2 separate regions of the Homo sapiens genome follow, and region 1 is linked to region 2. Evidence: chromatin contacts called from ENCODE Hi-C or POLR2A ChIA-PET data. All regions are on one chromosome and are shown on one strand. The core of a region is the stretch at or near the end of the contact, and the rest is flanking DNA. Distances in the headings are between cores, read along the strand shown. Region 1 overlaps LINC01091 (long intergenic non-protein coding RNA 1091). Region 2 overlaps AFG2A (AAA ATPase AFG2A).

Region 1 (4,288 bases), core at 1,185-3,684, 770 kb after region 2:
CTTATAAAAGGGAGGGGGGAAATGTCAGAGGCATTAGAACCAGAGCAACTCCATTTTGAATAGAGGCTGAGGAAAATAAGGCTGAGACCTGCTGGGCTGCATTTTCAGGAGGCTAAGGCATCCTAAGTCACAGGATGAAATAGGAGGTCCGCACAAGATACAGGTCATAAAGACCTTGCTGATAAAACAAGTTGCAGTAAAGAGGCCAGCTAAAACCTACCCAAACCAAGATGGCAATGAGAGTGTCCTCTGGTTGCCCTTACTACTACACTCCCACCAGTACCATGACAATTTGCAAATGCCATGGCAATGTCAGGAAGTTACCTATATGGTTCAAAAATGGGAGGCACAAATAATCCACCCCTGTTTAGCATATAATCAAGAAATAGCCATAAAAATGGGCAACCAGCAGCCCTTGGGGCTGCTCTGCCTATGGAGTAGCCATTTTTTTATTCCTTTACTTTCCTAATAAACTTGCTTTGGCTTTAAAAAATAAAAATGAAAAATACATATTTCTCAGCTTATCTTTCTATTCAAAACCTCCCACTTATGGCTTTCTTGTGTGTCTATGTATTTGTTTGGTTTAGTATTAACCAATTGACTTAAATGATGACAAAGGAGAGTTGGCATGCATTTGCAGTCGGTGTGTAATTAAGAGGATGTAATTAAGGATTATTGCTGGATGTATTTACATTAGGGATGTAATTAGGAAGAAAGAAGAGTCAGTTCAATAGCCAAGGAATGGATGCCAATATGTGCTTGGAAACTCAGACACTGAAATGTATTTCTTTGTAGGAGGAACTTCCTTGGTCATCCCAGTCATGTGCTGTAAGGGCAATGAAAGCAGTGGAATAAGGAGGAGTCTGGGAGCCACTGTGCCCAGAACCATCAGCCTCAAGCAAATCATCTTCCCTTGTCCTCTTGCTCTCATCTTACCCTTCCAGACAAAATCTATGGTGTACTATTTTTATGTGCGTTCTTATTTCTCATGAGTAGACACATTAACGTGATGAGTTTAACCATAGGTCATTTTGTTTATGAGTCTCTGGTTAAATGTTAATAGCCTGAAGTCAAGTATCAAACAAGAATTTAGAGCTAAAGATCTTGCAAGTTGTACTTACTGCCTATCCAACAACGTTAGGATCCAGCCAATCCTGTTTCTTTATATGTTTTAATGTTATCAAGAGTGAACACTTACTATGCTTTTTAAATGCCAATAACTGTTCTGAGCATCCTGGATATGTTAACTCATTTAATCTTCATGATGTGCACATGAGACAGCTACTATTATTATAATTTCTATTTTAAGGTTGAGGAAACTAAGTCAATAGAGAGGTTAAGTAATTCACCCAAAGTCACATAGCTGGTGAGAGGCAAAGCTAGCTATGACTGCAGAATCTGTGCTGTTAACCACCATACCACCATCTGTGCCTTTTTACAGTTGCTAGATAAATCTTTTGTGATCATCTCTTATCATAAGAAGGGGTAAAAATTATTGGATTGGATGTATGCTGCATTGTTCATATTGCATAGACAGTGATGGAGAGTTTTCTCCAACTGTGTAAGTCTGTTTTTTGTTCTGAATATACAGCTTGCGCCACTACAACATCACTTGACATACTCTCTAATATCACCATGCAGATTCATCGTCATCCTGTCTGTCGTGTGAATAACTCATAGCCTCAAGATTAGCACAATAAAAAGATTCTTAATAAAACAACATGAGATTCTACTCAAAGACTTGAAGGAAGCTGATCTCATGTCCATTAAACTGCTAGTTGGATCTGTTTGAAAAACTTCCAAAGGGTTAGTATATGTGTTTCAGTGCAGTGTAACGAAAATTCAGGACTGGTGGGGGATTTAGTAAAAGTTAAAAGAAAAGAGAAGTTAAAATCTGAAGCAAAGCAGACTTTTCAGAAACAATTTCTTGTTCCTCAGTTATATGGAGCCTTCATATGTAGAGAAAGGTTAACCTTAGATAGAGCTTGCCCTGCATATCAGTAATCTTTATTATTGAGACACAACAACTTTATTTCATAATCATTTTCTTCCGGCCAACCAGCTGTGATTACTCAAGGAAGATTAACTAAAACCTGATGGATTTCAGCCCCTATTCAGCAATGCCAGCCAAATACTATAATTACACAGGATGCAGGCTGAGATAATGTCGACCTTGTACTTAGAGATTGTCCTAGATAAGTTGAACGGTCAGATTTGCAGGTCGGGTTTTTCAATCACTGGGGCTGTATCTGTAAAGGGAAAGAGACAGCAAAAGAGGAAGAAAAGCAAGCAAAAGACCTCTCATCATTTTAGCCATCCTGAAAGAAAGCATTTAATAAAGACAAAGACTTCAACAGATAGGAGTGGGTTCACCAGTGCAGATTTTAGAGGCTGTGTGGAGGATGTATCGTTCCTAAAGTAAATGTAATTTCTGCCCCTCCTGAGTCCATGTATTATGTGGATGGGGCGTGTGGGAGCCTTTCCATTTGGCAGTTTGCACGGCACGCTGCTGATGTTATGAAATTTACATTAAGTTGGAAAAACAGTCTTTGTCATACCTTGTCCTTTTGGAGGAAATGGATTTCCTTAACAAGAGCACCACTTTATTTCCCCTATGAATTCAGATATGGAACACATTGCTGCATGGCGTTCTACCAAATAGAAAGGCTGCTAAGGAAGGGCTTATTATTCTAAAAATTTTAATGACCCAGAAGCAAAATATTTTTGGTCCTTATATTGTAGACATAAATGCTTAAGTTCAGATTTCAAGTGCCAAGACCTCTGAGATATTACTGTTGGAACTCAACCAAAGATGAGGGATGCAGGAGGTATTTGTTAATGGTTAATGAATAATTCCCTAAATCATTTGGTTATTAACTAGTTCAAAATGCCTCACCTCTAGATCTTTGTAATTTTATTAAACTACGCAAAAGTTTCCCTGCTTTAATAAACTTTAAGTTAAATGTGAAAATATTTTACATATATCAAATGTGCTTTCCTTTTAGTTTAATGATTTCTGAAATGCTGCATATTCAGACCTTTGTGCCTTTGCCCATGGTCCTTCTTTTTTAAGGGATAGCTTCGTTCCTACTCATTTTCTCCTAGTGAACTCCTATTCATTTTTCAAAGCCTACATCAGGACAATATGTTTTTGTTATTTTTATTACAATGTTTCTTTTTCTTTCTTCTAGTAATTAATTGCTCCTTCCCCTTTGGGTTCATGGTATAATATTCCTTCCTCCATTATACTGTGTATCACGTTTTATTACTATTATTATTTTTATTAGTTAATTGGCCATTTCTCCAGCTAGAGCTCTTTAAGGACATTGATGGTGGCTTATTTTTCCTTTGATCACTAGCATAAAAGAACCAGGAACATGATAGGCATTTAATAAATGTTTTTTTGAATGCATGAGTGCATAAGTAAATAGTGAAACAGGTTATTCTAAAGAAACAGGTTAGTTTTTAGAATAGCTGCTAAATTTTTGATCTTTCAAAATATCAAAGAAGATTGTGTTTTTAATATGTAAGGCCAATTGTAGACTCGGAAGCTACTGAAAGATGATATTGCTCTTTTTTTTTTTTTTTTTTTTTGAGACGGAGCCTTGCTCTGTCGCCCAGGCTGGAGTGCAGTGGCGCAATCTCGGCTTACTGCAAGCTCTGCCTCCTGGGTGCACGCCATTCCCCTGCCTCAGCCTCCGGAGTAGCTGGGACTACAGGCGCCTGCCACTGCGCCCGGCTAATTTGACATTGCTCTTAAAAGTATGTTAGAACACTTCCTTATTCTTCATGCATCCATAGAGAAAAGGAAAAGTCTTCTTAACTCTCCGGAAGAATTAATCAGAGGAGCATTTCTAACTTCTTTCCACCCACTCACTCACTCTCCTTCCACTGACCATTGAAAATGGGGGAAGAAAAAAGGTACGGTTGGCTCAAGGTTTTCTGGATCCTCCCCAAGTTTCTTTGGCTCTGCTGTTTACCTTCTGGCAGTCGCAACAGAGGAAACCAGCATCTTTAGATGAGTGAGTGCTATGGATTGAATGTGTCCTCTCAAATTATTGTGTTGGAAACTTAATTGCCAATGCAATAGGGTAGGGTCTGATGGGAGGTTTATAGGTGGAAGGGACTAATGCTGCTATAGAAAGGTCTTGAGGGACTGAGTTATATCTCTTCAGCTTTTCTGCCATGTGAAGACATAGAGTTTGTCTCTCCCTTGCTCTTCCTTCTTCTGCTGTGTTAGGATGCAGCAAGGAAACCCTAATCAGATACTGGCATCTAGATCTTGGAC
Region 2 (4,071 bases), core at 869-3,368:
ATTCTTCTTTCAGGGCTTCCAGATGAGCTTGGAAACTGATTTACAGAGATAATTAAGACCATTTGCCATGAACTTCCTTATGTATCCCCATCATTAACAAGACATAACTTGGCTCTATTATTATCTGCTGCTCCTTTCCTACACTGTCAGAGAAGGACATTTTTTGCCTAAAGTTAATTGTTCCATCTAGTTTCTGTAGCTCATCTCAATTTTAAAAATTTTAGCTCCCTAGTTTCTCCTCACAGACCAAATATATTAAAAGTGAACTTGTGAAAGTCACCAGTGACTACTGAACAAAATTTAATGGTTTCCTTTCTTACTGTGTTCAATTCCATAAATTTTATCCTGCTGAGTACCTGTATCTTGAAACCCTGTACCCTATTAGCTTTGATGACATGACACTTTTCCCTTCTGCTGACTCTGAGTCTAGTACTCTTTTATTTCAGTGGAATTTAATAATCACCTTAATATGGCAAATATTTAAACAAAAATCTGAATCCAGTCCAGCCTCCGGTTTTGTTTTATAATTCAAAATTTGAAATCTCAATTATTTTATCTCAATTTCTTTTTTCTGCTCTATTACCATTACTCTTCTGGTTGAGTTATTTCCTTTATTACTGCCATTGCCTCTTGACTCGTTTCTCTGCCTTCAGTCTCTTTCTCCACCATTTCATATTCATTCTGTTTTATAGTATTCTTCCTAAAGGAGTGATATACTGTTAAGGAACATACAGGGACTCCTTGTTTGCCTCATCAAGTCCAGCTCTTCATTCTGGCTTTTTCACTTTGCAAAAGTTGCCCATACCCCATGCAGCATCTTACCATTATAGTATTTTCTGTTTTCACTGAACATTTACCTTTTATCTTGGCAATTATGTCTTCTGGTAGTCATGTGATATGCACGTACTATTATACATTCATTATTTTCTCCAGGCTTTTGCTTATTTTGTCTCCTCCTCTTTCATCTAAAACCATGCTCATTACTTTTCCTTGACTGCCTGTCTTAACAGCCTTTTCCATGAATTTTTTATTTTTGAGGTTTTGTTTAGTTTTTACTAAATTGGCTCTACAAATCTTTTTTCTCTAGCTTACTTGTCTTCTGTACCACCTAGCTTAGTTCTTGATGTTCTCTAATAGTTCATGTGTTCCAGGTTTTTCCTGTCTTTCTAATAACATGTAAGTATCTTGAGGTCAGAGAGATTGATACAGTTTGGCTGTGTCCCCACCAAAATCTCATCTCAAATTATAGTTCCCATAATCCCCACATGTCATGGGAGAGACCTGGTGGGAGGTAATTGAATCATGGGGGTGCTTACCTCCGTGCTGTTCTCATGATAGTCAGTGAGTTCTCATGAGATATGAAGGTTTTATAAGGGGCTTTTCCCCTTTTGCTCTCATTCTTCTCCTTCCTGCCACCATGTGAAGAAGGATGTGTTTGCTTACTTTTCCACAATGATTGTAAGTTTCCTGAGGCCTCCCCAGCCATGCCAAACTATGAGTCAATTAAACTTTTTTCCTTTATAAACTACCCAGTAGCCTTGGGTATGTCTTTATTAGCAGCATGAGAAGGAACTAATACAGAGATCAAATCATATTTTTGATAGCCGTCAGATAATAGTTGTTTCATGAATTTTGCCCGTTAATTAAAAATAAGACTACATGGCCAAGTGCAGTGGCCCACACCTGTAATCCCAACATTTTGGGAGCCTGGGGCAGGAGGATCACTTAAGGCTAGGAGTTTGAAACCAGCCTGGGAAACTTTGGGAGACCTTGTCTCTACAAAAATTGAAAAATCAGCTGTAGCCCTGGCTACTCAGGAGGTTGAGGCAGGAGGATTGCTAGCTAGATCCTAGAGGTTGAGGCCTATGGTGATCCGTGATCTTGCCACTGCTCTGTAGCCTGGGTGACAGGGTGAGACTCTTGTCTCTAAAAATAAATAAACATAAGACACAGAAGCTAAATATTTAAATCTCTTTAGTTTTCACAGGAAGTCAATAATGAAACCAGGATCTGAGTAGAAACAGTTATTTTAAAATCATAATATCACAGTTTTATCATATCAGTTTTTATAGTTGTAAAAATTTCACATCAGCAGAGGGCAGTCAAACCATAGTTCATTCAACTATCTTATGGGAAATTAAAATTTTCTCTGTGTTTTTCTGCTTAGGACACAAGCTGTACTTTATATAATCAGTTTGTAAATACATTTCAAAGCTCTTCAGTTGGTAAGCTGATAGAATTGTATTACTGTTTAGCCACGGAAGGTAAACAGTTTTTTTTAATAAATTTAAATAAAAGGAATTAATTTTTTTAGATCATGAAATGCTTTATTATTTGGTGTTTTTGATGGATGGCCACTTTACATAGAAATTTGTTTTTTCTGCCTCAGAAGCAGTATTTCTGTTAAATTGCCTGTTATTAATTAGGCTATTTTTTATTCAAAAATATTAACTTTTATGGAATACCTTTATTTTCCCCTATGAACTTGAGAAAAATGAGTTTTTATTAGAGGCTATAGTATAACACTAACTAAAATGTAGTTTGGAAAGTTTTATTGAGTTTTTCTTCCTTAACCTTTTCTTTGGCTGGCTGCAAACAACTAGTGATAATGTGTTTTTAGATGTGCTTATTTTCACCTCTTCCTCCTGGAGGTTAAGCTAGTACTCATTAAGGAAAAAATACAGTTTATACTAAACAGTGTTTAACATATACTGATGGTATTACTGTATTTCCTGTTTTGTGTTCACAATGAGAAGATTCTGAAAAACTGTCTTTGTGTAAATACTTTACTGACATACCAGACAAGTATAATCTTGTCTGCTGGTAGGCAGGAAAGAGTGATGTCCTGGAATGTTGTTGAGAAGGAAATCTCTTTGTGTTCCACAAATGATACCCTTAAACCCTTTAAGAATATAATTTTAAAATGACAGCTCTGAATTTGCTTTTCCTTCCGTTTATTAACTTTTCATGCGTTTAAGTTCAGAAATGCATTTAGTTGGGAAAAAAACCATTGTGTCTGAGAAAGAAGTATCTCCCTGGTAGTTTGTGGGAAATTATTGGTAGAAGTATCTCAGGGTAAACATAAAAACAGATTTAATAATTGTTGCTTTTTGTTTTCTTAGTTTAAACTTTTTCTGATACTTGAGTCAGGCTTTTGGTAATTCTCTACAGGCTTAAAAAAATGCAGCATCTCCAACAACCATCCGAAACATCTACCCAAGAAGTAATTTGGGGAGATTGTTGTTAGAACACAAATTTTTTTTAAAGTTAGAGTTGGAGTTTTTAAATTTTATTATTTAATGTGAGTCATTAAGACATATGAAAAGCTGTTGTGTAGTGTTAACATTGAATATTCTAGTGAATGGATTTTTATATACTTAATTATTATAGCTGAGAGTTCACTTAAAATTATACTGATGTTTCTGTTCAGTGACTGAAAAAAAAATGATTATGGTTAAACCCTTAAATAATTGACAAAACAGACATCACAGACTAGACCTGTGTGTGATTTCTGGGTCAGTGGTTCTTTTTCTTCTTCTTCTTTAGTACTCCCATCATTATTACTTACAGTGATTTTGTACTTCAGCTCTCACTCTAAAACCCAGCAAAATGGAGAATTATCTGTAAGAGTCTCCAAATACAAGGTTTAAAATGCTTGTTAATAATTTTCAAACTTTAGAAAAGTATTATATGCTTTTTTTCATCTTGAAGTTCTTGCATTGTTAATGCATGTCATATGTTGTATCCTTTGTTAAAGTATTTGCTTAAAAATATGTGGGACATTATCCTTCATATAGACCTGTTTTCATAAATCTGCTCTGATGAATTCTGAAATATGGAGGCTACTGCATTTTCAATTAAAAATCTTAAAGGCAATACTTTAAGACAAAAGAGCTAAGTAATTCAAACAAGTATTAACTAATATGGTAGTTTCATGGTATCAGAAATTCAGATTACTTCTGTGCCATCCCTTAGGCCACATGGTAAAAAGTATCTCACTGTCACATTAGTTGGGTTCTCATTCAGGTCAACAAGAATTAGGAGATAAGGTAATAGCTCATCCCTGCCGTT

The links. A loop is a pair of places that touch in the nucleus more often than their neighbours do. ChIA-PET counts read pairs that join two places held with the same protein, here RNA polymerase II (POLR2A).
Region 1: a loop to region 2 is called in a map of endothelial cell of umbilical vein, with 13 times the contacts of the local background. The contact joins two enhancer-like sites. A Hi-C loop is called at or near these places in 1 of 168 maps with a recorded cell type or tissue (endothelial cell of umbilical vein). POLR2A ChIA-PET finds 5 or more read pairs at or near these places in 1 of 52 experiments (HCT116).

What each region holds. Positions count from the first base shown.
Region 1 is chr4:123,891,082-123,895,369 of GRCh38, forward strand. All of the region lies in intron 4 of LINC01091 (long intergenic non-protein coding RNA 1091), which reads left to right. Among named protein-coding and RNA genes, the nearest start is that of LINC01091, 240 kb to the left of the region's middle. Within about 2 kb of position 2,435, at least 6 of the 41 ENCODE cell types and tissues checked have a DNase peak (open chromatin) inside an H3K27ac peak, as active enhancers do; they include endothelial cell of umbilical vein, where a contact is called at or near this core.
Region 2 is chr4:123,125,278-123,129,348 of GRCh38, forward strand. All of the region lies in intron 14 of AFG2A (AAA ATPase AFG2A), which reads left to right. Among named protein-coding and RNA genes, the nearest start is that of AFG2A, 200 kb to the left of the region's middle. Within about 2 kb of position 2,119, at least 3 of the 41 ENCODE cell types and tissues checked have a DNase peak (open chromatin) inside an H3K27ac peak, as active enhancers do; they include endothelial cell of umbilical vein, where a contact is called at or near this core.